2 separate regions of the Mus musculus genome follow, and region 2 is linked to region 1. The links are chromatin loops, found by intact Hi-C in ENCODE. Cell type or tissue: gastrocnemius. All regions are shown on one strand. Links, peaks and the distances in the headings refer to the core of each region. The heading gives the core; the rest is flanking DNA.

The links. A loop is a pair of places that touch in the nucleus more often than their neighbours do. Peaks named below come from ENCODE experiments on the same cell type or tissue, not always from the same donor. Only the 100,000 strongest peaks of a DNase experiment are listed, where the experiment ranks them.
Region 2: it touches region 1 in a loop (7-fold over the local background); 2 of 42 quality-filtered maps call a loop at or near these places.

The regions. Positions count from the first base shown.
Region 1 is chr3:65,804,665-65,820,868 of GRCm38, reverse strand. Lekr1 (leucine, glutamate and lysine rich 1) reads right to left here. Exons shown (of 13, transcript NM_001166659.1): 11 at 4,793-4,957; 12 at 776-1,075. Among named protein-coding and RNA genes, the nearest start is that of Gm25755, 41 kb to the right of the region's middle. In gastrocnemius, for the core only: no CTCF peak of the experiment used is centred there; a DNase peak (open chromatin) is centred at 5,741.
Region 2 is chr3:65,880,522-65,896,725 of GRCm38, reverse strand. No RefSeq gene overlaps it. Among named protein-coding and RNA genes, the nearest start is that of Gm35039, 40 kb to the left of the region's middle. In gastrocnemius, for the core only: no CTCF peak of the experiment used is centred there; no DNase peak of the experiment used is centred there.

The DNA.
Region 1 (16,204 bases), core at 4,771-7,270:
ATCTAATTGGAAGACTTCTAGGTGTGGAGCTTTTAAGGGATTATTTGCTGCACAGAACTGGTTTCTAGAAAGGGCTCAGCCAAAAATGGGACATCAATATCACACCAATCCCCCCAGGGTCCATGGAACATGGTGGAAGAGGGAACAGAAAGAGTCTAAGAAATAGGGTTGGGTATTCTCTAGGACACGACAAGACCCTTGTACTTCTGAACTCTGTAGAGGCTGAGACTGTATATATAAGAGCCACATAGGATCAGGCCAGCCAGGGTCCAGCTTGGAGCAGGAGGGGCACGTGAGCCTCCCACCCCTAGTTGAGAAGCAGTGCTGACAACTGGTAGCTACTAGGGGAAAGACAGTCAGCTTTTCTTTAGGGTGTGGCCCCTGGTAGATGGACCAGGCCCCAGTATATGGCTGCACACTCATGGATACACGGGACTGTTATTAAACAAAACAAAACACTGGACGTCAGGTTGGGAAGAGGGCGTAGGGGGATTCCATAGTTGAGAGAAGGGAAGGGATGTGTATGAATATGACTAACAGAGATACACAGTATGTATGCATGAGATTCTCAAAGAATAAATGATACTTAAGAAGAGAACTGTCCTATGAAGCCAAGGGATGCCTGGGAGCCAGGCTGTGACTCTCTTCTTGACCTCCAACTGCCTGTCACATTTGCATTTGTCTGTCTGTCTGTCTGTCTGCGTACCTGCCTGCCTGCCTGCCTGCCTGCTTTTTAACTGGCCATGGTCCTCACTGGGGGCTCTCTGCTTCCTACCTCTTCCTGTGACTGGCTGAACTGCTGCAGCAGCTGTGTCTGGGCCAGCCTTACTCTTTCCAGCTCGTCTGACTTCTGTTTCATTTCCTTCTTCAACTCTTCGGAAATTGAATCATCACGGCCAGTTTCCTGTTTCAAACGACACTGGAATTCTGCTACCAGATTTTTCAGGTCTTCAATTTCTTTTTTCTTCGATTCAGACTCTTCTGTGTATTGTGCATGGGATTCATGCAGTTTTTCTTGGAGAGAGGCCACTTCCAGCCTCAGGTCCTTTGTAGCATCTGCGATTAGGTCACCTATCTATAAGATAAGTCTCACGTTAGTATACAGACAAGTGTGCTGTTAAGTTTCTTCTAATAAACCAGTGTGCTTGTATCCCATGTCATATATAGGCCTTCAGATAGTTTTAAGTCAACACAGAGTTTTATTTATTTTCCTAAAATGGTATCCTATTAACTACTTGGGCACCTTTGGAAATATTTAAATCTCTGTGATTGAATCCAGCTGCCAAAAGTAACTCAAGTTTTCACAAACAGATGGGAGAGGGCATGGCTGGGCTCTGGAACCTCCAGGTGCCTGACTGGTTTTTGGAGACACAGAAAGAGAACACCACAGTTGTGTCCCATTCACACCAGAACACCAAGTTCGCCTGGGACATATTTTTTCTTTCTTATATATAGATAGATGTACCCCAGACACTAGCTTAGTCTTCTATAGCTGCACTCTCCCACGTCTTGTGATCATAGAAATTCTGTACTGTTCTAAATGTAATGACAGTGGGGTGCCAGTAAATGTTTAAAAATACCCTCCCCTCACCCCCATCTCTCTCAGGTCAACTTTGTATCTAATTTTAACAGTGAAATGCCTTTACCACTATGGCTGATCTGTCACAACTGGTGACTTAGCTGGGATGAGCATTGCAGGCTCTGGAAAGCCAGGACTGGCTACAGAGCATTGGCAATTGAACCACTATGTTGGAAGAAGTATCACATTTGAGTGAACTGAACTGAAAGACAAGTGGCCACTCTGGTGTCATTATGGCGGTTCTAGAAAATGCCAGGACACGGCGCAAAGGTATCGCCTCTCACCTTACACAAGAACATGAGACAATAATTCAGGGGACTTTCTGCCCAAATCATCCCTTTGGAATGGAAAAGACTTTTTCTCCTTAGAAAAGAGAAAATTTATCTTGGTGGCTCATGCCTGAAATCCTAAGCAAGGCAAGAGAGCCACTGTGGGTCTACCGGCAGCCACAGCTTTCTGGGGAGTGACAGATCAGTGTGAGCTATTGGGTTATAAACTGAAAAGGGGAACAAACCATCGGCAAGCAAACAGCAGCAGAACACAAGAGCAGCCTTGCAGAAGCTCATCTAAGGTCCCTCCTTATACTCCAGTAGCAAACGAGCCATGGAAATCTGGAAATGGCACAGAGAGAGCTCCCAGAGCTCGCTGGACCACTGCTTCAAAGCAGTATGCATCTAAAATGTGTTTCAAATGTTAAATTTACATAAGGAATAACTTTGGGAGGAAATCTATTCACCACCATGAGTCATTTCAGAAATTAATATTCTACTATTTTCAACTAATCCAGAAGAAGGAAGAGAGGGTCACTTGGGTCTAAACAATGGTTTCCTTCTACCCCCACCCCCAGCAGAAGTGACAAAGACACAGAGTAAGCTGTCCTTTTGACAGGCGCTTCACAGGGCCACAAAGATATAAGTTTGGATTTTAAAAATAGGAGTCAACATTTAAAAATCAGACTTCACCTAAAAAACTTGAATTTAGACCTTTTTTAAGTAATGGAATTATTTTGTTTGCATTTCTCTGCCCACGAAGTTCCAAACTACTCAGGACAACTGTAGTCATGAGCTGAAGGGAGGAAGGAATGGCCACTCTGGGAGCCTTTGGTGCCAGGAGCTCTGCGGGAAGATGTGAGGACCTGTCCCAGACAGACCAGACCATCAGGGGGGCGGTGGCACCAAGTTCCCAGCATACACTTCATTCTTTTAATAGAAATTCACTTTAGAAATTCACAAATTCAAAGATGAAATCATCAAGAATTTCAGGACAGAACACCTGCAGAGCCCTCTGGGAGTGGCCAGGTACCAAGGGGCTGGACTCTGGGGTGGCTAAACTCTCCATCTTCACACAGAAACAGAGGCCCTTGGGCTGCTGGACGCTTAATTAGATTTCTTTATTACGTGTACCATGTGCTGCCTAAGGTCAGAGTCTACGGGCCTGGAGTTGTAGGGTGTTGTGAGCCCTCATGGAGGTACTTGAGTTTGAACCTCAGTCCTCTGTCACAATAAATGCTCTTACTGCAGAACTCACTCTCTCTAGCCCCTAACATGGATTTTTAAAACAGGTTAAAAAATAAAAATTATTATCTTAGTGACATTTATCTGTGTGTGTGTGTGTGTGTGTGTGTGTGTGTGTGTGTGTGCAGGAACTTATATGTCATGGTGTATATGGAGACATCAGAGAATACCATGTAGAAGCTGGTTCCCTAATTGCACCATGGGGTCTCAGGAGTTGATTTCATGTTTTTAATAGTGGCAAGTGCCTTCACCTGCTGAGCCCTAACATGGATTCTTAATGAGTATTTGCAAAATATGTTTCACACTGAATTTTGATTCATTCTCTTCATGCCTCCCTCTCCCTCCCTTCCTCCCCATTCTTTTCTCCATCTTTACACTTAAGTCATATAAAAGCAGGAATACCTTGCCTAGCTTGGTGGTACACATATGTAACACCAACCCTTGGGAGGCTGAGGCAGGAGGATGTAAAACCAACAATCAAGCAACAAAGCAGGGGTACTTCAACAGACTCTGCTTTTTATAGTATTTTAACTCATCCCAAAATGCTTAGAATTAATTAGAATTAAAATATCTTCAGTTAGCCGGGCAGTGGTGGTGCACACCTTTAATCCCAGCACTCGGGAGGCAGAGGCAGGCGAATTTCTGAGTTTGAGGCCAGCTTGGTCTACAAAGTGAGTTCCAGGACAGCCAGGGCTACACAGAGAAACCCTATCTTGAAACAAAACAAAACAAAACAAAACAAAACAAACAACAACAACAAACAAACAAACAAACAAAAACAAAATATCTTCAGTTAAGAAGGTTAATGTACTGGCTGGTTTTGGGTGTCAACTTGACACAGCTGGAGTTATCACAGAGAAAGGAGCTTCAGTTGAGGAAATGCCTCCATGAGATCCAGCTGTAAGGCATTTTCTCAATTAGTGATCAAGGGGGGGAGGGCCCATTGTGGGTGGGACCATCTCTGGGCTGGTAGTCTTGGGTTCTATAAGAGAGCAGGCTGAGCAAGCCAGGAGAGGCAAGCCAGTAAAGAACATCCCTCCATGGCCTCTGCATCAGCTCCTGCTCCCTGACCTGCTTGAGTTCCAGTCCTGACTTCCTTGGTGATGAACAGAGTATGGAAGTGTAAGCTGAATAAACCCTTTCCTCTCCAACTGCTTCATGGTCATGATGTTTATGCAGGAATAGAAACCCTGACTATGACAGTTAAACTCTAGGAAGGAAAGTTTTAATTGTGTGAAATACTTTATTATCTTTTGATGTTGGATTATGTAGCCATGCCAGTTATGAGTCACGCAGTGTAGTCAGTTTAAGCTGATGTCAGAAGAAAGCAGATGCATACAGAGCTTGGTTGTGTGCTTCTGTAATTTATCTCCAGCATCCTTTCTGAAGAACAGGTAAAGCAAACGATTTATCTGTGCGGGTAGAACAAACAAATGGGAAAAAAGGCATGCCCGAGGGGAACATGCAGCACGTGTCACAAAGCATGCCCGAGGGGAGCATGGAGAGTATGTCATTGAGCATGCCCAAGGGGAGCATGTAGCACGTGGCACAGAGCATGCCCTAGGAGGGGAACATGCAGAGTGTGGCACAAAGCATGCCCGAGGGGAGAGTGGAGAGTGTGTCATGGAGAGTGTGTCACTGAGCATGCTTTAGGGGAGCACGCGGCATGCATTGGGGAGCATAGCACCAGCTGACAAACCTTCCTCTGCAGGTCCTCATGTTCTTGCTGATACTTCCGGATTATTTCCTGGTGCTTTTCTTTTTCAATGTCAAGTTCCAGTTTAGCTTCCTCCTTAAAGAGAAGAGCTTGATCCTGGAACTCAATGAGATGCCGGGCTCTTTCCTTGCTGAGCTCAGCTTCAATCTGGAAAACAGCATGTCAAAACATACAAAGCCATTTTACCTCGAAATAAGTACATTCAATGTATTCTCAGACTAATCTTTAAAATAGCCAAATATCAAGTTTTAAATTAAAGCACTTTAAAATTTTTAGTATTAAAAATGTTAACTTAGAAGTTCTCTTAGAAGTTGACCTTGGGTCAAATATTCTAGTAACTAAAACTGAAAACTTAGTAGAGATGACAGTTCTTAGAACTAAAGCTGAGTCATTTATACTTAAAACGACTAAAAGATCTAAAACTAAAGACTAAACTACTAAAAGCATTTACACTGCTAACTCAGTCCTCATCAGGAGACCTGAAAAACAAAACAAAATAAAAAAACAAAACAAATACCCTCTACCCCCAAACTGAGGTTAGACTATGCCCAGCTCAAAACAGAACAGAAGCCGAAGTGCCAAGTGTCTCTGTCCCATGGCTGGTCACAGGCTGACATGTTAACGTGAGTGAAACTAGAATGAATGGACAACAGCCATCCACATCCCCACGTAGACTCTGAAGAATCCCAGTGCTCGAAGGGCCTTTAGAAACCCCTGGTTCAGCCTCTCATGCCTCATCAACTGTGGAAAAAACAGTAAGGACTTTAATTTGAGATGGCCCTGACACTTGCTGGCTGTGTCCTTAAGTTTGTGACCATAAGCTGTCCTGGTGGGGTTGTAACTAGTTCCTTTGGGGGCTTTTATGAGGATTAAATGAGGCAAAGCATCCATGTAAGACTGTCGCATGGGCAAGAATTCAACAGCCCGTGGAGACAGCCTCCACCGGCAAGCCCTGCAGTCTCTGCCACAGAACTGACATGGAAGGACGTCCCACAGTGCCTCACATATCATGGAGCCATAACTCACTTCTTCCCCAGCAGGAGTTTCCATTTCTAAGCATTAAGCAGTTTTTCCTATAGTTCAGCCAAAATCTTCCTCAATGTGGCTTTTAACTATTGGCTTTGGCTCTGCCTACGAGAGCAAGAGTCAAAAAACCTGTAAGTAACCGAGTAACTCACTGCAGATTCCATCTTCTGAGATCAGAGCTGAGATCCCTGCAGCGGATCAGCTCCAGCTCTACACTGTGCCATGCTAAGACGTAAATTCTATGCGGTGTGGTGAATGCCAGCTAAACTGGGAAGAGACTGTTGACCCGTACTGTTTCTGACTCTGTTTCTGGTCATTTAAAGAAGGAACGAGGTCAACCTGAATTTCTCACAGGATCCCTGAAACTGAGATACCAGGACACAGAAAGTTTACTCACAAACTTTATAGGAAGCCCTTTAGATTAAATAAAATGAGCAAGGAGACTAGCCCCTGGCTCAGTAGGATTTACAGCTTGGAGGACAGAACTGCAAAAGTGTAGACACAACAAGAGGAGATATTCTGTCTCTCTCAAAATACATTTCTACATTGTTTGGGGAAAGGTTACTAGTGACCTTGAGGGGAAAGAGCACTCGCTGAAGATCAGACACTCATGACTGCCTGCCTCTAGGTGAACAACTCCCAGGTAAGAGTCTCAACAATAGCCCTAAAGACTATTTCTCCCTCACTTTCCCTATGTCTGCACACAGAACAGCATATTCCCAGCTATTCCCTTCTCTCCACACCCAACAAAAGAAATCTTTGGCCCATTCTCCTATGCCTCTCTTTCCACTACACTAACTCTCCTGAAAAAAAAAAAAAAAAAAAAAAGGCCATTCTCCAATCCATGTTCTATATGACATAGCATTCTTCACAAAGTATAAGTTATTTACAATGGTTTGTTAATGGTTTCTCCACACATTAATTTAAAAAAAAGTCCCAAAAACTTCTCATATGAACTTTTTACTAGGCTACCACCAGCCTACAGGACACCTTTGTGTGGACTGACAGGGAACCCCTTTCCTTAAGTGATAAAAATCCCACGCCGGGTGTGCTTGTTAAGCATGTGCAGGCTGGACTCCCGCTCCCTTTTCCCTGGCCAGGACTCTGCCAGATGCAGCCTGAAGTCTGCATCTTTTGGCTTTCCCATCCTGACTCCCAGTGCTTCAAACATTGACTACTGGGCTTCAGCAAGTCTGGGTGGGGACGGAGAAGCCAACAACTGGTGAGGAAGAAAGTGAGAAGTTCCAGGCAGGACTTGAAGCGTTAACAGTTTATAAGTTGCTCAGACACTGGTGTTTTGTTGGGTTTTGGGTTTTGGGATTTTTTTAATTTTTTTTTTTTTAGTATGTGCTGATGAAGCAAGCGCTTTTTTGCTTGTTTGTAAGCAACATGGCTCCTTTATTGTGCAATGTTTTTCTTTCTCCCTCTTTATCTTTCTCCATGCTCCTTCTCCTTTTCCTTTCCCACTCTTCTCTCTCCAATTTTTGCACTGGGGCTGGTGGTTGAATCTATGACTCCATGTGAGCTACAAAGAGCTCTGCCACTAAACTGCATCTTCAGCACTTTAAACAATTTTGGAGCACTCTGGGACAAAAGATGTGCCAAGGCATTTAAGTACCAAGTGGTAAATTGAAAAAGAACCTGTATGGTTGATGGGTAGATACCAGAAATTATTTTAGGACAGACTGTATCTTGTACATTTACATAAAGTATGTGGGACAGGATAAACTACAAACTAGATGACAGGGGGCTTAGGAAGAGCCTTTAAAAGATGGAGTTCCCTTAATTCTGTTCATGGACAAGGGATTCCTTAGGAGATGAGTGGGTCCCAAGTGTAGATGAGATACAGAGCTGGTGCAGGAAGGAGAGGGTGAGGTGGCCAGCCCCTTAGTGAGCAGAGGGCTCCGTCATGTCTCAGCACGGGGGTCCTTTCACCTTAGGGCTATTATAGGAAAGGGAGGACAGAAAGAAAGGACTGAAGGGGGGAGTGGGAAAGAGGAAGAGTGGCCGAGCAGTGGCAGTTTGCTTTCAGTGTGCACAAACTGAGAAAGACAAGGAAAGTGATTCTCTTCTGGTGGAATCTCCAAAACTCGAGGGAAGCTGTGACCAGGTGTCATCATAGCACAAGGCTACCAATCCTGACATGAGAAGAATATGATCACAGTGAATTACTTAACTATATTACTTACTTACCGTTGAGAAGATGAATTCAGGCAAGTGTCTGCTTATGATTTTATATAAATGAACAGAGTAGCTTAGAAGGCAAGACAAGTTTTGTACAAATTAAATTATTTGGCTGATGGTGCGCAAATAAAGCACAAACTACTTTATATGGAATATCTACGTTATTTTAGCAATTGTGGGGAAACAGATTTCTTTTTAAAAAGCATAACTATTATGCAAGCTCGGAAATTTCACAAAGTAAACCCTGGGTATAACGCCCAGGCTTTAATTTTGTTTTTCATTCATCTATGTCCTTTCTTGGTTCAACCCCATCCTTGCTAGCAGCTTCTGAGGCGCTCCAGAACACTCTAGACCTTCTCCTGGAATTCCTTTTGTGTTTGTTACTGAAACACATAATTGGTATTTTGTAACAATCTGTATCTAATATTGATGTACAAAGTACTATCGTTTCACTATTTCTAAGTGAAAATTCTGTGGCTGACTCTGTTACTCTTTGCCATCCACAGAGGCAATTCCCATGTGAGGATATAACTAATGGTTATTCACCATTACCTTTCAAACCAGTTAGAATTTCAGATGCCAAACCAGGAGTCAAACCAATCATTTCTATTTGGCAATGCACAGACGATTTGTGAAAATATATCTCCCAAAAATAAAGTGTTGCACTACTTTCCAAGTATTAAGATCAAATACTGTTTGTTTCCCATTGTTTAGATTGAGGAGGAGGCTCAGAGGGAGCATGACCTGCCATAATGAAACCCATTATTTTGCATACTAGTAAAAAAAATGGTAAAAGGAGAAAAGCAAGTGAAACAGCTTCAAGGAGCTTAAGCTCCACCAAGACGATCACCAGCACAGAGGACAGGTATGTACGCCACTGTTTCTGGACTCAATGGCTCCAGGGCCTTGGTTCTTCCATAAAGTCTGTCTTTCCACATCCTATACAGCACAGCCATTAAGGACATGGATTCAATGTTTTGTTTTGTTTTGTTTCAATAAATGACTCATTTAATTTCAGTGTGGTCAGAGAAAATACTTTGTATGTCTTAATTCCTTTAAAATGTGTAACACAAACTATGGTCCATTTTTTGATAAATGTCTCATGTGTACATGAGAAGAATATGTATAGTATTGGGTAGTGGAGGCACTACACATATCTTGTCTCAAGTTTGTTATTAGTATTACTATTTACTAGTATTCTTCAGTGTAGCTTTTAAAAATAAATTAATATTCAATTTTCAAACTATTTATTCTTTCTGGTGTTTGGTTGTTTTTAAATCTGTATAAATAATTTTATATTATTAAGAGAAAGATGCTAACTTCTAGACTGTGCATCTCATTTTCTCCTTATAGTTCTACCAGGTTTTGTTTCATGTATTCATATATTGTATATATAATTTTATATGTAATTTTATATATACTCTGTGTATGTGTGTGACTGTGTGTGGTATATATGTGCACCCATGAGAACACATGCAGAAGCCAGAGAGAGATGTTGAGTGTCCTGCTCTCCATCTTATTCCCTTGATGCAGGATCCTTCAATGAATTTGGAGCTATGATGGCAGCAACAAACTGAAGCAAATACCTGTCTCTATTTCCCACACAGTGAGAAGCCATGCATAGCTTTTAACATGGGTGCTGGAAATTTAAACTCATTTGAGCATTTAGGATTATTACGTTCTTTTACTAAAAAGACCCTTTATTATTATGAAATGATTTTTATCCCTGGTAATATCTTTTGTGGATCGAATGCAGGTTCCTGGTCTTTCTAGGTAAGTGCTCTACTACTGAGCGGTACCCCTAGTCTTCTGATGTTTGTCTTTTAAAAAATAATTAGTTTTAAAATTTAAATACAAAAAAATCAAAGCTGGCTAAAACAATACTGAATAATAAAAGAAGTGCAGGAGATATCACAATTCCCAATTTTAAGTTGTACTACAGAGCTATAGTAACAAAAACAACATGATATTGGCATAAAACCAGACATGTCAACAAAATAGAATTGAAGATCTAGACATAAATCCATACATCTATGGACACATGAGTTTTGGCAGAGAAGCCAGATACACACATTGGGAAAGGCCAGCATCTTCAACAAATGGTGCTGGTCAAACTGGGACACTACATGTAAAAAGAATTCAAATAGATCCATACTTACTACCTTGCACAAAACTCAACTCTAAATGGACCAAAGACCTCAACACAAAACCAGATACACTGAACCTGATAGAAGAACAGAAGAGAAAGTGGAAAATAGCTTTGAATTCACTAGAACAGGAAAAGCCTTTCTGAACAGGATATCATTAACATAGGCACTTACATCAATAATTAACAAATGAAACCTCATTAAACTGAGACGCTTCTGCATGGCAAAGGACACTCATCCAGACAAAATGGAAGCCTACAGAATGGGAAAAGATTCTTTACCAGTGTACATCACATAGATGGCTAACCAATATCCGAAATATATACAGCATTAAAAAAACCTAGATATCAAGAAAACAAGTAACCCACTTAAAAAATGGAGCAGAGATCTAAACAGAATTCTCAAAAGAGGAATTTCAAATGGCTGAGAAATATAACAACCTTGGCCATCAGGAAAATGCAAATCAAAACCACTTTGAAAATTTATTTTATACCTGTCAGGATGGATAAGATCAATAGACCAAGTGACAGCTCATGCTGCTGAGGATGTGGAGTAATGAGACTCTCCCTCCATTTCTGGTGGGAGTACAAACTCTGCAGCCACTGTGGAAATCGGTGCAGTGGTTTCTTAGGAAGATGGGACTCAATCTATCTTAAGACCCAGCTATACAACTCCTGGGCATATACCCAAAGGATGCTTCATCCTGCCACACAGACAACTCATCCATAGTCATTGTTGCTATATTTGTAATAGTCAGAAATTAAAAACAACCTAGATGCTCCTCAACAGAAGAATGGATAAAAAATGTGGTATCTTAACACAACAGAGTAATTGTAAATTCTCAAGTAAATAGAAGCAGAAAAAAAAATCATCCTTAGTGAGGTATCCCAGACCCAGAAAGGCAAACATGGTGTGTATTCACTCAGATGTGGATATTATCTATTAAATCAATGATACAAACTATAATCTGTAGACCCAAGAAACTAGATATAGAGTAAGGGACTGGGGCGGGGAGAAGATAGCTCTCATTAGAAAGGAGAAATAGAATGGATGTGCAGGAGGGGGCTGGGAAGAGTGGAGATGAAGGAGGGAATATGGTTAGAGACAGATAAAATTAAGGTGCATTTGAGGGGTAGTATGGAAACTTAATGAAGGGGAAGCTTCCTAAAATATATACTTATATGAAGGTGATTTAACTAAAATCACCAAATAATGGGGGCGGGGGGAGACAAGAGTCCCAACTGACCATCTCTTGCCACCAAATGAAGCTTCTGGTTACAGGACTGGGTTACAGCTAATTGAGTTGCTAGCCTAAAGGGTTCCATGGAACCGATAAACAAAGGCTGTTGCCAAGACTATAGGTTGCTCTCCACAAATTGATGGCCAAGCTCTATTGTTGAAGACAATACATATACACTTCTTTGAGCATGGAGAAGTTGACCTGGTGCCTACTTGGAACCTTCACTCATACATTCTAGCATCTTTGGTACAGGAAGGAACTCTGTTCACTACCAAAAGAGAAACATAAAAATCAACCCTGTCACAAACCCTTATATTGACAATGGTGCGCTGACTGTAAGATGTGCTAGTGCAATGGTGGCACAATGCTTGTGCGACTAACTAATTGCTACCATCCATGTTCAGTTGTTATGGAGAGACACCAAGGTGAAGGCCACTCTTATAATGGGAAGCATTTGGTTGGGCCTTGCTTACAGTTTCAAAGACTTCGTCCATTTGTCATCAGAGTGGGAAGGCAGCAAGCAGTCAGAATGGTGCTGAAAAAGAAGCTTGAGAGTTCTACATTGGCTCGGCAGGCAGCTGGAAGAAAGCCACTAGACCCAGTGTGGGCTTCTGAAACCCAAAGCCTACCCCCAGTGATGCTCTTCCTCTAATAAGGCCACACCTATTCCAATAAGGCCACACCTCTTAATTCTTTAAAATAATACCATTCCCTGCTGACCATGCATTCAAATATGAGTCTGTGGAAGCCATTTTTATTCAAACTACCACATATGACTTGACTTAAGGCCAACTCCACGAGATGGATCCAGTACTGCCAGGGTTACCAAAAGCCTGACACAAGACAGCTCAGGGACAAAGGCTAAACTAAAACAAACTGTAGTGATAATAACGACTCCTAATGCCAGACTCATAGATCAACACCTTGCTCAGTTATCATCAGAGGAGCTTCTTCCTGCAGCCGCTGGAGACAAATTTTACAGAGACCCACAGCTGGACATTATGCAGAGGAGACACCTTGGAACACTAGGTCCTAAATGGGATGACCCTAGCAAATCCCTCCCCTCAGGGCTCCGGGAACCCTGAGGAAGATGAGGTGGAAAGAGTGTAAGAGCCAGAGGGCACAGAGGATACCAGGAAAATAAGTCCTTCTTAATCAACATGAGCAAAGCTCACATGAACTCACAGACACTGAGAAAGCATGCGCAGGTCCTGCCCTGCACAGGTCCTCTAGCTTAGTGCTGTTATTGGATTCCTGAAGAGCTGAACTAGTAGAGCTCTGACTTTTGGGTCTCTCTTGGGCAATTTTCCTTTTGTTTGTTTGTTTGGTCTAATTCCAAAGAGTTAGTTTTTGTTTTATATATCATATTGCATTATACTCTCGTAGACGCCTGTTTTACTAATGAGAGGGAGAAAGGGATCACATCTGGATGGGAAGTGGGGAGAAACTGGGAGGAGTAGAGGGAAGGGAACTGTAATTAATCCATACTGTGTAAGAAAAATTATTTTATTTTTAATTATGAAAGAAAGAAATTATTTAATTTATTATGAAAGAAAGAAATTGTTTTAATTATTGAAAGAAAGAAAGAAAGAAAGAAAGAAAGAAAGAAAGAAAGAAAGAAAGAAAGAAAGAGAGAGAGAAAGAAAGAGAAAGGAAGGACGGAATGTGTCTGCATTTGGGGTTGTCTGCATAAACATGGAAGCCTGCAGAGGCCACAGACATTGGATGCCCTGGAGCCAGATACAGATGGTGGTGAGCAGCCAATCACTGGTGCTGGGAACTGAACTTGGGCCCTCTATAAGAGTGGCACATACTCTTTACTTCTCTCCATCTGTCCAGCCTCTTGATAGAAAGAAAGAAAGAAAGAAAGAAAGAAAGAAAGAAAGAAAGAAAGAAAGAAAGAGAGAAAGAGGAAGGAAGGAAGGAAGGAAGGAAGGAAGGAAGGAAGGAAGGAAGGAAGGAAGGAAGGAAAGAAGGAAGGAAGAAACAAAGAAACAAACAAAGAAAGAAACAAAGAAAGAAACAAACAAAGAGAAAGTTTTTTTTGTTTTTTGTTTCTTTTTTGAGAATTTGGATTACAATGTCCTTTGGTGTGTTTGCTTTCTTGTGCTTGTGGCCTGTTGAGCTTTGTAAATCTATTTCCATTGAATTCATCAACATTTCACCATCATATATTCAGATACTTGTGTCTCCACTCTCTTCCCTGGGTTCCTCTCACAGCCCCACCCCACCGACACTCTGCTTTTTTCTTTCTGAGACTTTAAAAGAAAATCTTGTTTTAATAGAAAAGTGTTTCCCTCTGTTCCCTGTGTTTTCAGGTGCCCTGTACTTGTCTCAGTTTACATCCTGTTTATAGCTTGCATGACTAAACTTAAACACGATAAACTAACTTAACATGATAAAATTTTCCTTTACTTCTTGGACATGGCAAATACATCAACTGTGTTAACGTTATCTTCTAATCTTAGCATCTCTGTCTTCCTGAGTCATTTAAAATATTTATTTTTATGTTATGGCTATAGTGTTGTACTGCACTATGTCAGTGTATCATGTAAGTACAGTACCCATAGATGCTGGAAGAAAGCGTCAGATCCCTTGGTACCAGAGTTACAGACAGTTGTGAGCTACCATGTGGGCGCTGAGAACTGATCCTGGGTCCTCTGGGAGACTGGGACAACTCTGCAGCCCATCTCAGTTGATTTTTTTAGTCACTGATTTTTCTTTTCATTGTGAGTTCTATTCTCCTAGTTCTTTCTGTTTATGGAAACTATGTATTAGACACCAGGCACTGTGACTTTGACCTTGGTAACTACTTGTGCTCATTTCTGTTTGTCTTCCAGAATCTGGATGTTAGTATTCCTATGAATATGTGTAGTATCTACTTGGGGAATGGCAGCATGTCTTAGAGTCAACTTACTTTAGGTCTTCCTTTTGACATTTGTTAGGATCAGACTATCACTGAACCCAGGCCTAATAATGTCTAATAATAGAATGCCAGCTATGGAAAAGCCTTCTGCGTATCCTGTAGATTACAGGTTTTCTGGTCTGTCTGGTGAAAAGAGACTAAGGCCTGGTTGTATGTGAGTGTTCAGTTCTTTATTTCTCTCAGATTGGCCTTCCCTGGCTAAAGCTTGCCCACATGCACGCTCTAGACCATCCACCCACACTCCTCCTCTTTAGAATGTTCTTCTGCAACACTACTTTGAGAGTTGTTGCAACTTTAATCTCCATGGACTCCTCACTTCAAAGCAAATGCCAAGCCTAACCTGTTCCCAGTCTCCTGTGTCACAGCATGCAGACTGTCATAGTCCATAGTCACAGGACTGTCACCAGCATCCTGTCACTGTCAGATGTCTCGAAACCACTGTTTTCTGTTTTGTGCCCCCCTCTGGGTTTTATTTGTTCAGATGGAAGAGTAAATCTGATCGCTGTGACTGTACACTGGTGAAATGCAGATGTCCCAGACTTTGCACTTAGACACTGGAAGACACAGCTAACGTCAGCTCATGTCCTTGCTCTATAGCCTTGATACATACATTACAAGACTTCTCCCAGACTTGTTTATTTTTCATCTGTTAAACTGGAACAAAAGTGTCATAAAACTTACACTTATAAAACTTACACTTATAAAAAGCACCGAGCACAAAGCCCGGTGTACGTTAAGCACTCTAAGAATGGGGACCATTTCGTCATCTGGATTAATGGCTTGTATCAGACATTCCTTGCAGATGATTCTAGATCTAAAATGTTTAGATTTTTATTAAGTAAATCATTAAAATTAAATAAAATAATTTTAAAAATTAAACTATGTCCTCAATATTTTAGTTATGTTTATTAGGTAAATTAAAGGTGACATTATATATAAATAACTTCATCCTTGTCAAACTTTGCATTTTGTGTGCTACTGTTTCCTTCATTGATAGTACATTACGACACATTAGCAATCATCAGGACACCCAGATGTCTATTGGGAGTTTGTTTGTGTGCTTTCTAATTTGGAATTTCTTATCTCACTATCTGTTTGCTTGTTGAGCAGGGTCCCACTACATATCCCTGACGGACCTGGAACTTGTCTGTGTAGGCCATGCCTGCGGCAAATTCACAGAGGTTCTCCTGCTTCTGGCTCTCCAGTGTTGAATTAAAGATGTGAGCCATCAACCTGGCAAATTTGAAATTGATTAGTTCTTGAAGTCAAGTTTACTCCACTGTCAATCTGGTTATTCTAGCCAGGAAATAAGGCTTTTATTTGTTTTCAAAAAGTGTACATACTGAGGTCATTAATACACTCCCAAAATGTTTCTAGACTGTAACATGTTAATGATAATCTAAGAAAATATTTGGTTGTAATTTGTCTCCCATACTGAAAAGTGAGTGTCAACAAATGAGATGAATTAGTTACATAATTATTCAAGCTGCAAGAGGGTTTTTTTCATAACAAAATTTTAAATGAATAGTAACAATATTGTGCATTTGGAACCAATTTTAAAGGTTCATCCTGCCCATTAATTTGCTTTCTTTGTATCCAAGCAATACTTAAAATAAACAAAAATTCATGACAATCGGTAAACAGTTATTTTAAAATGTGCCCTCTTTGTTGCATAGCAACTATTGATCCTATTATGTGTTTTTTACATACTCTAAAATAATTAAGCACAGGCACAAATTGCTTTCTACTTTTTAAAAACATTAGAAGCATTTAAGATATTAAGTTTATTCTAATTTGTGTGTTATACATTTGTAAAGAGAACATTTCATTCCTACGCAAAGGCACAGTGACCCGCGAGAGATGACAATGTC
Region 2 (16,204 bases), core at 6,305-8,804, 74 kb before region 1:
ATAGATGTATCTCTGGTTTTGCATACACTAGCCTTCCTCAAGAGGTTCTCAGTTGGGAAGGCAATGATCTCTCACTCCCTTCTATGCCTCCTGCATACATTTTGCACGCATGTGCACACATGCACACACACACACACACAAGTGCACACATGCACACTCATGCACATACACACAGAGACACAATGTGATACAAATTTTTAATAACCTTTCCCAGATTAATCTTTTTTACTTTGCAAGAGGCCCTAACTGTAATGTACAGCAGAGCCCAGTGCCCAGCAGGCATGTATTCAGCACATAGAAGGGCCTCAATAAATATCTGATGTTCAAAGCATGAAATATAGTGGTTATTCTAGATCTTTTGCATCTCCTACATCTCCTAAATGTTTTTGACTTGGGTGTAATTAATTAACATTTTTTCTCAAGTTGTCTCTATAACTGAGTATGTAGATAGGCTCCATGAAAAACTGTTGGCTCCCTTTAACCAGGGAGCTGTTCCTATTAAGAGAGCTGGTGATTTACTGCACAGGCCCATAGGGAAGTGTGGTATTGGAATTAATAATAAAGATTGTCCAATTCTCTGTCTTTTCCCAGGCTATTTTCCAAGACATCATGTGGAATCCTGCTGTTTCTGCATCAGATAAATCAATGATAATCTTTAACTCAGCGAGGGGCGAGTCCTGGGGATGTACTCTTGCATCCATGGTATACTGCTAAAATCAGATTTCCTGGAACCCACTCACCAGAGGTTTTGAACTTGCCAGATTGCTTGCTGGGCCTAAAATACTGCATGCATGTGGTGACCCAGGCTTGGTTGTTTCCATGAATCCTCTTTCCCTAAGTCACAGCTGACATTTCCAAGTCACACAGAGGAAAAGGGCCCCAGCCTCCACATTTCCATTAATGGTCATGGCCAGGTCAGTCCTGTGCACTGTGCACCACTCTCTTCTGGCATCGATTCTGCCTTGTGGGAGCAGAGAGAACTGAGGAAGAGATGGGAGTGGGGTGGGGGCACACATGCCTTCTGCAGTCCAACTCCTTAATTCCCCTTCCCATTTCTTCCTCAGCAGCAAATTTTGCTTTTGGCCAGAGGGCTTTTTTTTTTTCTCCAAACTTATGATAACTCATTCATCTGGTTCTTTCTTTCTTTCTTTCTTTCTTTCTTTCTTTCTTTCTTTCTTTCTTTCTTTCTTTCTTTCTTTCTTTCTTTGTCTGCTTGTGTAAGCTACACCAATGGAGCCTTTGCCATGAGGTAAATGTGGAGGAGCTGTGAGATTTAAACTTGGCATATAAAATAATGGGTTCCATCACCATATCTCCACACTTGTCTATAATTGGACGCTGCTCATATTCACCCTGCTGTTAACCCCTCTTGTTCCTTCTGCTGCTCTGTGTCTTCCCTCCAAACAGTTTCCCTTCCCCCTTTTGTATTTTGTGTGTATTGGATTTGGATTCTAAAGAGCTGGATTCAGGAGGGGGGCAGGGGAACAACTCACCATGAATTGAAATTCTGCCAACACCTGCAAATGCTAAGTTAATATTTTAGGTGGCAGATCTATGGGTGGCTTTTCTTTTAATCTATGTTTCTAAATTTTCCTTCAGTCGGACATATTAATATTTGTATAAGACAAGTTATTCGAAAGGTGACTACATGATGAACGTGTGCTAAGTGCACAGAGAGGTCCAGACATCATTCTGGAGGGTGGAGAGGGAGGAGTGGGGCTTTCAGAGGAGGTCCTTGTTGCGTCTGGCTGGAAGTTGAAGTGTGACCTTGTAATGTGGCCTGTGAAATCCTCTGCTCAGCACCCTCCCCTCCCCTCCCCTCCCCTCCTCTCCCCTCCCCTCCCCTCCCCTCCCCTCCCCTCCCCTCCCCTCCCCTCCCCTCCCCTCCCCTCCTCTTCTCTTCTCTTCTCTTCTCTTCTCTTCTCTTCTCTTCTCTTCTCTTCTCTTCTCTTCTCTTCTCTTCTCTTCTCTATCTACGCACCAGCCAAATCTCATCCTGCTCAGTTTCCAAGGTCCAACCAGACCAGATGCACTCAGGCAGACATAGCTACAGACAGGGTCACCTATCTCTCCCTCCTGTGGCCTACAGAAGAGCTGCCTGCTGTGGCTTTACTGTCAGATCTCTTCCCCTTGTTCTAGCACTGGATCAGTCCTAGACACTCAAACTCTCATCTAGGGCTTTCTTCTCTTTTTAGATTTGTTATTTTATGTGCATGAGTGTTCCACCTGTATGTGTGCACGTGTACTACATACATGCTGGTGCCCGTGGAGGTCAGAAGAGGGTATTGGATCCTCTGAAAGTAGAGCTACAGATGTTTGTGAGCTACCATATAGGTTCTGGGAAGCAAGCCTTGGTCCTCTGTAAGAATAACAAGTGCTTTAACCCAGCCATCTCTCCAGCCCCTGGACTTTTCATATTTAAAGTTGGAAGTGTCTTTGGTTGATGCTCAAAATTCAGGAGCTGTTCCTGATGATGGGGGTTGGGTGGGGTAGGGGAGCATGTTTGCTGCAATGTGGAAGAAATCAGCATGTCATGAGAGACAATTCTGTGGTCACTTGATGAGAAGAGGAGACAAGGGAAGCTGCAGGATCGCGCTGGAGTTCCAGGTCCTAACTCAGTTGCTCTGGTATTTGTCATAACTCTCCTTCAAGCCTGTCTGGGTTCTGAACTAGTAACTAATATACCCTCACAAAGAAAGAACAAAGGGAGGGGATTAAGTGACCTATGTGTTTGGCTGGAGGGGTGGGATATGTGTGTGTGTGTGTGTGTGTGTGTTGGTGTGGTCATCTACTAGGATGACAGAATTCAAATTTTAAGATTTGAGTCTCAAGTCTGCAGCAATGGTCCACGCTTTCCCTGGACCCTAGAATCCCAATGCTGTCTGTCCAGCACCCCACGCTTACCTGCTTTCTCCAACCCACTTCCCTAAGAAATGAGGAAAGGTCCTGTGATCGTTAATGTTGCTTGTTATCTTCACATGATCTGGAATTGCATAGGAGACAAATCTGGGAATGTCTGGAACAAAGTTTCTAGCTTATGCTAACAGTGAAGGCATATCTTGAATGTGGGTGGCAGCATTTCATGGGTTAAAGTAAAAAGAAGAAAGCAAAGTGAACAACAGCATTCACTGTTCTCTATGTCCGGGCTGCGGATGCGATGTGATCCATTGCTGCAGCCAAGATGACCTCATCAGGATGGGTTGCATCCTCAAACTGTGAGCCAACTGAAACTTCTTTCTTTTACTTTTACTTTCCCCTTTTATTGAAAATGGATTCTTTTCTTACAGAATATATCCGAGTTACAGTTTCTCCTCCCTCTATTTGCCCCAGCACATCCCCACCTCCCTCCCAGACAGATCCACTCCCTTTCTGTCTTGCATTAGAAAACAAACGAGCTTCTATGGAATGATAATAAGAATAAAATATAACAAACTAATGTATAAGAGAAAACAAAAATTACCACCTCAGAGATGGACAAGACAAACCAACAGAAGTAAAGGAGCCCAAGAGAAGACACAAGAATCAGAGACCCACTCATTCACATACTCAGGAATCCCATAAACTGGAAGCCATATATGTACACAGAGGACCTGCTGCAGGCCCATACCGGCCCCTGCATGCTGCTTTAGTCTCTGAGTTCATATGAGTTTTGATTATGTTGATTTAGAGGGCCTTGTTTTCTTGATGTCTTCAATCCCTTCTGGCTCTTACACTCTTTCTGCCACCTCTTCTGCAGTGCTCCCTGAGCTCCGAGGAGAGGAATTTGATGGAGACATTTCATTTAGGGTTGAGGGTTTAGTCAGCATCTTAGTCAGTGTTCTTTTGCTATGAAGAGACACCATGACCACAGCAACTCTTAGAGAAGAAAACATTTAATTATGCCTTACTTACAGTTTCAAAGGTTTAGCCCATTATCATCATGGCAGGGAGCACGGTGGCATTCAGGCAGACATGGTGCTGGAGAGGTAGCTGAGATTTCTATATCCACATCTGTAGGCAGCAGGAAGAGAGAGACACTGGGCTTGCCTTGGGATTTTGAATGCGTAAAGCTCATCCCCAGTGACCCACTTTCTCTAACGGTGCCACACCTATTAAACCTTTTCAAATAGTGCCACTCTCTGATGACGGAACACTCAAATAGATGAGCCTATAGGGACCATTCTTATTCAAACCACCACAGTGTTCTAAGATCTCTCACTTTCTGCATAATGTCTGGCTGTGGGTCTCTCTCTATCTGTTCCCATATGCTGTAGAAGGAAGCTTTTCTGATGATGGATGAATAAGGCATTGATCTATAAGTATAGCAGAATGTCATTAGGAGTCATTTTATCATGACATACATTTATTTATTTATTTATTTATTTATTTATTTATTTATTTATTAGGTCAGTAGTATTTAGTTTTACCCTAGGTCCCTTGGCTATCTAGTGTCAGGTTCTTGGTCACCGAAGCGGTGTCAGGTATGGGTTCCATCTTGTAAACTCGTCTTAAGTCAATTCGGTATTGGTTAATTACTCCCATAATTTTTTATTTTAACCACCATTGTCCTAGCATATCTTGTGGGCAGGACACCAGGGTAGATCAAAGAGAACCCTCTTTCTTAAGTCACTTTTGTCAAACATTTTGTCACAGCAATTAGGAAGTAACTAATCCACGTCCTGAGCTAGTGAGCCCATCTTGGAAATCTAGCTATAGATAATCTTGCTCTTCTAGGGGACAATGAGAGTCAGCAATGCAGACATTGAATCTTTATCCTTTCCCTTTCTTTAAACTTATTTGTGTATGTGTTTGTGAGCATTAATTCGCACCACAGTGCATGCATGAAGGTCAGAGATCAACTTGCAGTAGTTCTCTCTTCTAACCAAGTGGCTTCCAAGGGTTGAAACCAGCTTGTCAAGTGTGATTTCAGCCTGAAATCAAGAGGTTGCTTTGGCCTCAAGTGTCATCATCCATTGAGCAATCTCACTGGCTCCTTTCTTCCCTTTCTTAGAGTGAATTTCATCTCCTCTCTATGCCCTGCTCCCTCTTCTGGATTGTCAGTGTAGATAAAGTGGATCACTAAGTACAACCTCTCCTTTGTCCTTTGAGAACTATTCTGTGGGTCTTCTAAGGGAAGAATAAAGAATAACAAAGTTGCCGGTGGGGCCCTCACTAGCTAATGTAACCCAGGAGCAAAAGGAACTCAGATATATAGTATCACATTGCCCCCAGAGAAAGGCTTTGCTAAAATATTAGAGGCACCTATCCTGGAACAGCACAAAACACAGACTGACTCAGAACACAGAATTGACACCCACTCCTCTCATTCTATGATGTTCCAGGCAAACCAAGGACTTGTATCTAGAAACTGGGCCTTAGGCAATTCTAGCCACAGCATACATAGACAATTAGCATCCGTATGTAATTTCAGATCCTCATTCTCTGCTTCCTTCTTCATCACATTGTCTAGAAACCTACACTGGAAGAATTTCCAGGGAATCTGAGCTGTTCCACAGGCCAGACTTCTCTCTTTAGGCCCCAGCACACTACTTCATACAGATCAGTAATATCGAATAAGACTTTCTAGCTAAGATGGAAGACTGTCTGGACATGTAAGTAGAGAGAGCAGTATCCACCAGTTGCTTCTGTATCTGCTCACCCCGTTACCTTAGCAACAGCATCTGCACCAGGACATGGAGAAAGCAAAGGACCACCTGCTGCTGTCTCAATTGGAAGGTGAGGAAAATGGAGGAAGTCTGAGCTCTGCTGGTCAGTGCCAGGCTGCTCACAGCATGTCCTCTCACTCTCTAGGCCTGTCCTGGGGTCTGAGGTTTCTTTGGTTTAAGGAGGCTGTCAAAGGCACAGTCCTCTGAATATGAAAACCTCATATTTCTTAGCATAATTTAGGCACAGGAACTATTTCTAGAGCAACCATTCTTCAACTAGTCTTCTGTGACTTAATATTTTATCCATCACCAATGCACAAAATAGGACTGCTAACCCAGCGATTCATCCCATATACAACCACCAAACCTAGACACTATTGCATATGCCGAAAGATTTTGCTGACAGGACCCTGACATAGCTCTCTTTTGTGAGGCTATTCCAATGTCTGGCAAATACAGAAGTGGATGCTCACAGTCATCTATTGGATGAAACACAGGGCTCCTAATGAAGGAGCTAGAGAAAGTACCCAAGCTGCTAAAGGGGTCTGCAACCCTATAGGAGGAACAACAATATGAACTAACCAGTACCCCCCAGATCTGTGTCTCTAGTTGCATATATAGCAGAGGATGGCCTAGTTGGCCATCAATAGGAGGAGAGGCCCTTGGAATTGCGAAGATCATATGCCCCAGAACAGGGGAATGCCAGGTCCAGGAAGTGGGAGTGGGTGGGTTGGGGAGCAGGGCGGGGGGGGTATAGGGGGCTCTGGGGATAGCATTTGAAATGTAAATGAAGAAAATATCTAATAAAAATGCTTTAAAAATGTCTTTATACCCTTACAGTTGCCAAATGCATAATCTGGATACTTCTAAAGTTACATCTCAAAAAAAAAGGGGGGGGGGATGCTAACCTAGCAGAAAGTAATGTTCCAAAGAGACCAGGACTTCACTAGGTTGGATATATCTTTAGCTGTAGTAGGAAGAAAACTTAGCTTTCATCTCTGAGTTCATGTAGAATAAAAGATATTGGGATAGTCAATACGACTCATGGACCCTCTTAACTCCAGTTGCGTATTACTACCTGCTACGGTAGTAAATAACAGAAGTGCTTCAGCGTGGTCTCTGAAACCTTTGCCTTCACTGTCTTCTCCTTTTAAACATTCCTTGCAATGCTGAGAATGAAGCTCAGGACATCAAGCCTGGTAAACTCTTTACTACTAAGCTACATCCTCAGTTGCTGCCTCGGCAGCATCTTGAAACCATCCACCGAGGTAGGCATTGCAGACAACACAGTGAGGCAGACACACACTGGGCGGGCTCTTAGGTAGTGGTCCAAGAGGACCTGGAGTTTGTGTCCTCTGCATCCTGGATCCAGGGGCTTTTCCTTGGACATGTCTCATGAGAGCTATTGGAAAATATAAGTGTCTTTTAGCCTTGTGTGTGACCGTGGTGTGTTGGCATCACACTAGCAGAGCACCTCTCTGAAGAAAGTAGAAAACTAATGTCCATTCATTCAATAAGGAATTTTATTGGATGCTACCCTGTGCCAGGTGGGAGGCTAAGCACTGAAAATTCAAAAGAGAATGAAATGTAGCCTCTATCCCCAAACAGCTCCATTCATTTAGACATTTCCCTTGGATTATGTATATATCATGTTGACAAGGGAAAAAATCATCAATTATGAGATCCCCTAAGTGACACTCTCAGCCCTTCAGTGAGTTCTATACTCAACAGACTCCTGCTGGCTGCGTCCACTGGCAGGAGAAATCACACTTCAAAAATTGTGACAGAGTAGCGAGGAACCAGGAGCAAGGGTGAAAACCTTAAACAAACATTATCTGAGGGTGTCTGGGCTGCAGCCCTCAGCTTAGTGAAGAAATAGATGCTTCCAGAAATGGAACTGGGAGCAAATTCCTGAGCAAAGGCTGAAGGGCTGACGGGAAGTGAGACAGGCCCGAGAGCACTGCCACATGGCCAGCCACAGATAGGGCTGTCCTGTGACTACTCAGCCTTTTAAGGCTCCACAGATGGGGGGAGGGGTTGGGAGACATGATCACCCACACAGCTACTTAATTCTGTGTTGGTGAGGTCAAACTCTGTGTTGGTGAGGGGCAGAGGCTGAAAGTCCCAGACTAGCTCTGAAATAGGGACTCCTCTGAGGCTAGAGACATTTTTAAAGTATTTGGACTTCTTTCCTTAGACCAGGCCTAGTCACACCTTGGTTTATGTAAAATCAACGGTCTTTGGGAGCTTTCTTAGGTCAGCTTTTTATCTACTCATTGAAATAGTATTGAGGGATCATGTTTCACACAAAGAGCCCAAGCTTTCCAGGCCCACACAGGGCCCTCGTGACATAACTTTAAGTCACAGTAAAGGACCGCCAACTTGGATTTCTGCTTCCTTCTGCAGAATTTGTAGCCCAAACACATGGTTTGCATTTAACACCAAAGGCCACATAGAGAACACATAGAGGACACATAGAGAAGATACAAGGGAGTTCACCATAGGAGCTGCCTCACCAGAGGGCAAGTGAAGACCCACATCTTAAATTAGTTTTATTCTAATGTCTAGGAACACAACTCACAGCACCGGAAGTGACTTTGTTTTGTCCTTGAAGGTCACCTTCACCTTAGCTTATCTTTGAAACAGCAACAAAGGAAGGGCTGTAAGGACCAGGTCATCATTCCAAAGAGGAGCCGAACTGAGTTGCTGTGAACATAGATAACATTTGGGAGAGGTCTTAGAAATCATCAAATTCCGTATTTGTCAGTGATACTGCCGAGCAGTGAGAGGTTAACTCAGTGGTAAAGGGTTTGTCTAACGTGCACCAAACCCTGGGTGCCATCTCTATCACCAAAAAACAGACAAAACCATGTCTGATGGACACTAAGGATGGTTGGCTATCATTCACCAACAGGAAAATTTCATACTGAGTAAAGGACTGTGTTCTGATTAGCTAAGGGCTGTGGTTACACAGTTCCACAAACTGTATGTCTTGGACCACAGATATTTATTGTTTCCCAAGTCTGGAATCCAAATCAAGGCATTGGCAGGGTAGTTTCCTGGGGCACGAGGAAATCTCTGTTCCATGCCCCTCTTGGCTAGTTTTCTAGCATCTCTGGCACTTCTAATCTTGTAGAAGCATTGTTTTAGTTTTTAATCTCTCCTTTCGCACACATGTAACTTTCGTTTTGTTTTTGTTTTTTAAGCTGGGATTCTCTGTAGCGTTGGCTGCCCTGGAACTTGCTCTGTAGACCAGGCTGGCCTTGACACTGCCTCTCAAGTGTTAGGATTAAAGGCATGTCCCATCATCACCCCAGTGTTGTGCATCTTTTTCTACACCCAAAGTCTCTTGTTAAGGACACCACCCCTACTGAATTAGAATCTGTTCCAATGACCTTATCTTGACTCATGTCTGCAGTGACTGTATTTTTGCATAAGGTTATATATCTTGAGATACTGAGACTAGGATTTCTATGTGTGGATTTGGTAGGGCTCAATGGAGTCTATAGCAGAAATCATCTATAACATGTTAGATCCTCACTGGAGGGCTGTAAGTTTGATGTGATCTTCATTCTACTGGTATGCCAGGCCCACTGAGGCAGGCAGCAGAGACACATCCCACCAGAAGCATGTGCATTGGTTAGTGTTCTCTAGAGCCACAGAACTTATGGAATAAATCTATTGGAAAGACTTGCAGGCTGTGGTCCAGCTAATTTAACAATGGCTAGCTGTGACTGTAAAGCTTAAGAGTCTAGAGGTTGCTTGGACCCACAAAGCTGCTCCCCTTAAGAAATAGGCTCCAGTGCCAGTGAAGGAATGGATGTGTCAGCAAGACAAGGGCATGCACGTAAAAAGCAAAAGCTTGGGGCTGACGAGATGGCTCAGCGGTTAAGAGCCCTGATTGCTCTTCCAAAGGTCCTGAGTTCAAATCCAAGCAACCACATGGTAGCTCACAACCATCCGTAATGAGATCTGATGCCCTCTCCTGGTGTGTCTGAAGAAAGCTACAGTGTGTTTATTTATAATAATAAATAAATCTTTGGGTTGGAGCGAGTGGGACTGACTGGAGCGAGTAGAGGTCCTAAAGTTCAATTCTCAACAACCACATGAAGGCTCACAACCATTTGTACACTACAGTGTACCCATATACATAAAATAAATAAATCTTTTTTTTTTTTTTTTTTTTTTGGTTTTTCGAGACAGGGTTTCTCTGTGGAGCCCTGGCTGTCCTGGAACTCACTTTGTAGACCAGGCTGGCCTCGAACTCAGAAATTCGCCTGCCTCTGCCTCCTGAGTGCTGGGATTAAAGGCGTGCGCCACCACACCCGGCTAAATAAATCTTTTTTTAAAAAAAAAAGAATGTTAAAAAGCAAGAGCTCCTTTTTCTATGTTCTTGGGTAGACTTCCAGCAGAAGGTATGGGCCATGTTAAAGGTATGTCTTCCCATCTCAAGATCCAAGTAAAAGACTGGTGTCTTCCAGGTTCAGGATCCAGATCAAAGGTGTGGCTTCCTGCCTCAAAGGTCCAGATTAGAAATAGATTCACCCACTTCAAACAAAGCAGACAAATTTTTACGGGCATGCCCTCCATTTCTGGATTGTAGCTCAATTCAGATATAGTCACATTGACAACCAAGACTAGCCACCACTCCATGTGTCCATGGATTCCGGAGCCTCACTGGGGGTTAGGAGCTCAGCCTCATCTCTCCTATAGATTAACCAATGTGGCAAACCTCCCTCCCAGGCTGTTCATCTCTATGATGAAGAGGAAGCAACTTTACAGTTTCAAAACCCCAAGAGATCTGAGTACCAAAAAGAAAAAAAATGCACTTATAACTTATGTGGAAGCAAAATATGTCCTGAAATGAGCACACTTGATACAAAGGTCATTCTTGAATTGACATAGGCTCCCTACATTCTATTTCTGCAACAGAGACATTTAGAGAAATGAACACAGGATGTGGCTGCAGATGCTATAGGGTGTCATGTAGCCAGAGGTATGCACATTCTTTGACTTTTTATCAGATTCCCCCAATTCTGCCATGCCTAACTCACCCCTGGGATTTGAATTAGGGACTGTGGATTTTTCAGCACATGTATTACCACCATGAAGTGTGCAGTTTGAATTCTGCAACGCTGTTTGGATCACAAGAAAGTGAAGAAAGGACAGATATAATGAAACTGGGAGCAGGTGAGGTTCTCTAACAGCTGCAACATGAAACCTCACTGTGTTTGCTAGGTACTGCACAGGGGAGGGGTAAGCTAGTTTTAGGAGGAGGTCTCTGAGGGTGAGCTGTCTCATGTCTCAGGCTATAAACATCCAGGAAGAGGAGGCCTAATTGCTCACACTGGTCAATCATTCCTAAACACTCATTCAGACTTTTTTGTTTGTTTGTTGGTTGGGGTTTTGATGGTATCCAAGAAAGGAACAGTCCCACAGAAGCCGCCTCTGGGCAGCAGTCAGCATCTGCCCTTCCCTTCAGTGCAGTGCAGTTGTGGATACCAAGAAAGGCTGTGGGGAGTCATCTTCCTAGCAGCACGCTATGGAATGCAGGCTGGCAAGGAGTCCCAGTGTTACTTTTTGGGGGAGATTTTCCTCATCCCACCCTCAACCCCTGCTTCTGGCTGAACCTGAAGTAATCTACCCCCATAATGGTCTAAGGCAGTGTGTGGTTCTCAACCTGTGGGTCAAAACCCCTTTGGGGGGATCAAACCGTTTTCACAGGGGTCACCTTAGGACCACCTGCATATCAGATATTAACGTTATGATTCAAAACAGTAGCAAAACTACAGTTACGAAGTAGCAACGATAATAATTTGGTGGTTGGGGCATCACCACACGATGAGGAACTGTATTAAAGAGTCACAGCATTGGGAAGGCTGCAAACCTTTGGTCGAAGGCCTGAGCCTTGAAATAGTGTTTCAAAGGATGGGCAACGGTGGTATGCCAGAGGGGAAACAGAGGTTGAGGTGGTTCTTCTTGTTGCTGACTCTACTCCAAAGCTTCCGATTATGTCACACGAGGTAGGGGCATGCGTCAGACAAGCAATGTAAGGCCTCTGGAGTGGGTGTCTGCTACAGGTGTTCATGTGTGCACACCCGTGGCCCACGCCTGTGCTGGGGTGGCTACCAGCCTCCCGTGCAAAAAAGTTCCAGCAAAACAGCTGGTGAGTGGAACTCTAAGTGGAAGTGATTTTCCTAGCACCATGACAACAAGACACCCTCGGAGCTAATGGCGACACTTCAGTCCTCGTCCTTCTCTGCTGGTTCCTGCTTACACTTCATGTTTCTTAAAATACTTGCCTGGCTGGCAATGTGGTGACTCACCTGTACCATCGCTGCACCAAGCCAAGTGGGAGGCACTTCCTTTTGCAGAGGAGTCGGGAGCCAGCCCAGCACCTGAAGCCTTTCATTCACATACAGTTCCTGTCAAGGGCGGGTGTTCTCATTCTCTGCCAAGGCTGCAATTGCCCAAGAAAGCAAAGCCATATGGATGTGTCAAGCTGCGGTACTTGGACTACACAGAGTTCAGGGAAATTAGGCAGATTTGCCTAGGTATCTCCTTCTCATCTTCAGTCCTGTGTGAGGTACCTGGGCCAAGTGCTGAAATAGGAAATTGCGCATGGAGTCACCATTGCCTGTGGTGCTCTGGGGCATCTCAGAGCCAGTTTTGCTTCTGGAATCCCGTGAATTCTGATGTACTTAAATGACTTAAAATTCTGAACTTGTGTGAATTGGAACTCACCCAATCTGTAATGTTAAAGTAGTAAAAAGAAATATTTGTCAAGAATTTTGCTGTCGACTAAGATTGTGTGTACCTTATATCTGCTTGGGTTCTGCGGGCTACACACTGTGTTCTGTATGCCCGGGAGTCAGTTCAAATCCTTGGTTCACTGATTATTAGCTGGGTGACTTTAGTCAGGTTACTTTGTCTCCTGGAATGTTCATTTCCTTGACTTTTCGAAATAGTGTCCTCCAAATTACATAAATAAAACGAGAGCCCATGACTACGAAAGCACAGTACAGGGGTAGAAATGTCTTGGTGCTTTCTGCAATTCCAGATGACCTGAGTTTTGTTCCCAGCACCCATGTCAGGGAGCTAACAACCACATGCAACTTCTGCTTCAGACTATCAGACAATCTCTTCTGGCTTTTATAAGCAGACAGACAGACAGACAGACAGACAGACAGATAGACATGTTATATAAAAATAAATCTTCTGGAGAAAAAAGAAAGATCCAGGATAGAGCAAGGCCAATGTATACTTGTGCCTTTTCCTGTCTCTGTGGGACTCTCTCTCTCTCTCTCTCTCTCTCTCTCTCTCTCTCTCTCTCTCTCTCTCTTTCTTTTTTTTCCGGGGACAGGGATTATCTGTGTAGCCCTGGCTGTCCTGGAACTCACTCTGTAGACCAGGCTGGCCTCGAACTCAGAAATCCACCTGCCTCTGCCTCCCAAGTGCTGGGATTAAAGGCGTGCGCCACCACCACCCAGCAGGATCTTTCTCATAGTTTGGAATGAGCACTAGTTCTGGCTACCCAGTGTTAACATCAATACATTTGCATATGTTGGTTTGCATACCTTTAGAACATAGTAAATAATTATCCAAGAAATAGATGATCAGGACACATACCCTGAGACCAGTGGTGGTGAAAATCTCAAGGAGAGATTTGGATGTGTCTTAGTTAGGGTTACTATTGCTATGATGAGACACCATTATCAAAATCAACTTAGGAGGAAAGTGTTTGTTTCACTATGGTTTGGTATAACAATTCATCATCAAAAGCAGTGAGGACAGGAACTCCAACAAGGGAGAAACCTGGAGGTAGGAGCTGACGCAGGGGTCATGGAGAGGTGCTGTTTACTAACTTGCTCCTCATGGCTTACTCAGCCTGCTTTCTTATAGAAATCAGGACCACCAGCCCTTGGGATGGCCCCACCCACAATGGTCTAGACACACACCACCCATCACTACTTAAGAAAATGCCTTATAGGCTTGCCTACAGCCTATTTTTTTCTTAGTTGAGGTTTTCCTCTTCTCTGATGACTCTAGCTTGTGTCAAGTAGACATACATTAGCCAGCTCAGATGGTCTTCATAATGTTATAAAATCAAAGACTCTAACTTCCAGAGACCTGTGGGTAGTTTCCTTCTGGAAGATCCGTTGCGATTTTCTGTATTATAAAAAGTTGTTTCTAACTACAGGGTAGACCAGCTGGTAACACACTGGCAGCTATCCACTCATTTTGCTGCAAGGCTCCTTTCTAATGCCCTTCCTCAGAAGCATCCTGCTTCCTCAGATCTGGCTCAAGCTTCTGCCGACTTCTGGGTGTCCAGCACAGAGATCTGGCTGTGTTTCTCTTCAACTTTCAGTGCTTGCTGTTTTCCTTCCTGTTTTTCTACCTGTTTAGGTCTTTTGGTCTACAACATGATGCTGGAACAAGACAGGACTTGAGTCCAGTCACATCCTTCACCCCTCTACCCCACCCTCTGTTTTACCTTTTTGTTTTCTGAGATAGCATTTCTCTGTGTAGCTCTGGGTGTCCCGGAACTCACTCTGTAGACCAGGCTGGCCTTGAACTCAGAGAGATCTGACTGCCTTTGCATTTGCCTTCCGAGTGCTGAGTTCAAAGGTGTGAGTCACTATCACTGGCTGTATTTCATATCTTTCAAATGAATCTGTGTTAGTTGCTTTTCCAGTGTGGTGAAGAGACACTGGGACCAAGGAGAGTTACAGAAGAAAGCATTAATGGGAACTTACAGTTTCAGAGGGTGAGTCCATGCTCATCATGGTTGAGCGCATGACAGCAGGGAGGCACAGGGCTAGAGCAGTGTGACACCACCATCCTGACAAAGCAGAATGGGAATGGATATTTATCAATTACACATCTGATATAAGGTTAGTATCTAAAATATTTAAAGAAGAAAAAGGAGAAGGAGGAAGGAGGAGGGGGAGGAGGAAGGAGGAACGGGAGGAGGAAGGAGGAGGAAGAAGAGGAAGAAGGAGGAGAGAGAAGAAGGAGGGGGGAGGGGAGGGGTGGGGAGGGGAGGGGAAGGAGAAGAACCACTACCACCACCCTAGATATCAAGAAAACAAATAACCCAACTTAAAAATGGGGTACAGACTAAGCAAAGGCTTCTCAAAAGATAAAACACAAATGGATGAGAAACAAAGAAATGCCCAACACCCTTAGTCATCAGGGAAATGCAAATCAAAACTACTTCAAGATTTTTATCTTGGCCAGATTGGCCAAGATTAATAAAACAAATGACAGCTCATACTGGCAAGGGTGTGGGGTAAGACGAACACTCACTTGTTGCTGATGGAAGTGTAAACTTATGTGGCTGGGAATAAATATACTTCAAGATCCAACTATAGTACTCTGGGGCATATACCCAAAGAACTCTCCACTCTACTACAGACACTTGTTCATTCACGCTCATTACTGCTCTAGTCATAATAGCATGGAATTAGAAACAGCCTAGATCTGTATCAGTGGGTGAATGTGCAATTAAAAGGTGGTACCTTTATATAATGGAATGTTATTCAGCTGTTAAAAAAATACCAAATTATGTAATTTGTAAGTAAATGGATGGAGCTAGACAAAGATCATCCTGAGTGAGGTAACCCAGACCTCCAAAGACAAATATGATATGTTTAAGAGAATATCTTATGTATGGATGTTAGCATTTAAGCCTTCACTAGATATGCTACTATCAGTACAACCACAGAGATCATAGAGTATATTGTAGGTATATAGTAAACTAGGATGGGGTAGGATCTCCCAAGGAAGAGGAGATGGCATATACAGTTCAAGAGAGGTGGGGGATGGAGACTGAAAGACAATGCATATCTCATTGAACATGGTGAATCAGGTTGGTATCTAACTAGAGCCTTCGCCTGTACTGAATAGTATTCATGGTACTGGAAGGTACTGTGCATGATACCTGAAGAGAGTAAATGCCAATCCAGCTACAAACCCTGCAGTCTACAATGGTGATCTGTCTGCATAATACACTAGGGCACAAAAGTTGTGGGAGTCCCCAACCAGTCTATGATTGGACTTAAGGCCTAGTCCATGAGATGAGACCCATGCCTGACACTGTCAGAGTGGCCAAGAACCTGAGCCTTGATAGGCAATGGACCTAAGGGGAAACCAATTGTTCTGGTAAAGGAACACAGCAATAAAATGATTTCTAATGACTTCTGTTGTACTCATAGATCAGCATCTCACTTAGCCATCATCAGAGAAACTTCCAGGAGATGGGAACCAATACAGAGACCCTTAATTGGACAATGTGCAGAGACATTGGAAGACTTGGTCCTAAATGAGATGTCTTCATCACCCCACCCCCACCCCAGGACTCAGGAAGACTCTAAGAGCTGGAGGGGTGGATGATATCAAGTAAACTGTGTTTTCCAGACACAACAGGACTGACACATAAATGAACTCATCGGGACTGTGGCAGAATGCTTACAGCCTACACAAATCCAAACCAGATGAGATCCCTGCACTAAGATGGGGAGATGGATATGAACTCCCATCCCTGACCAAGAAGTTGT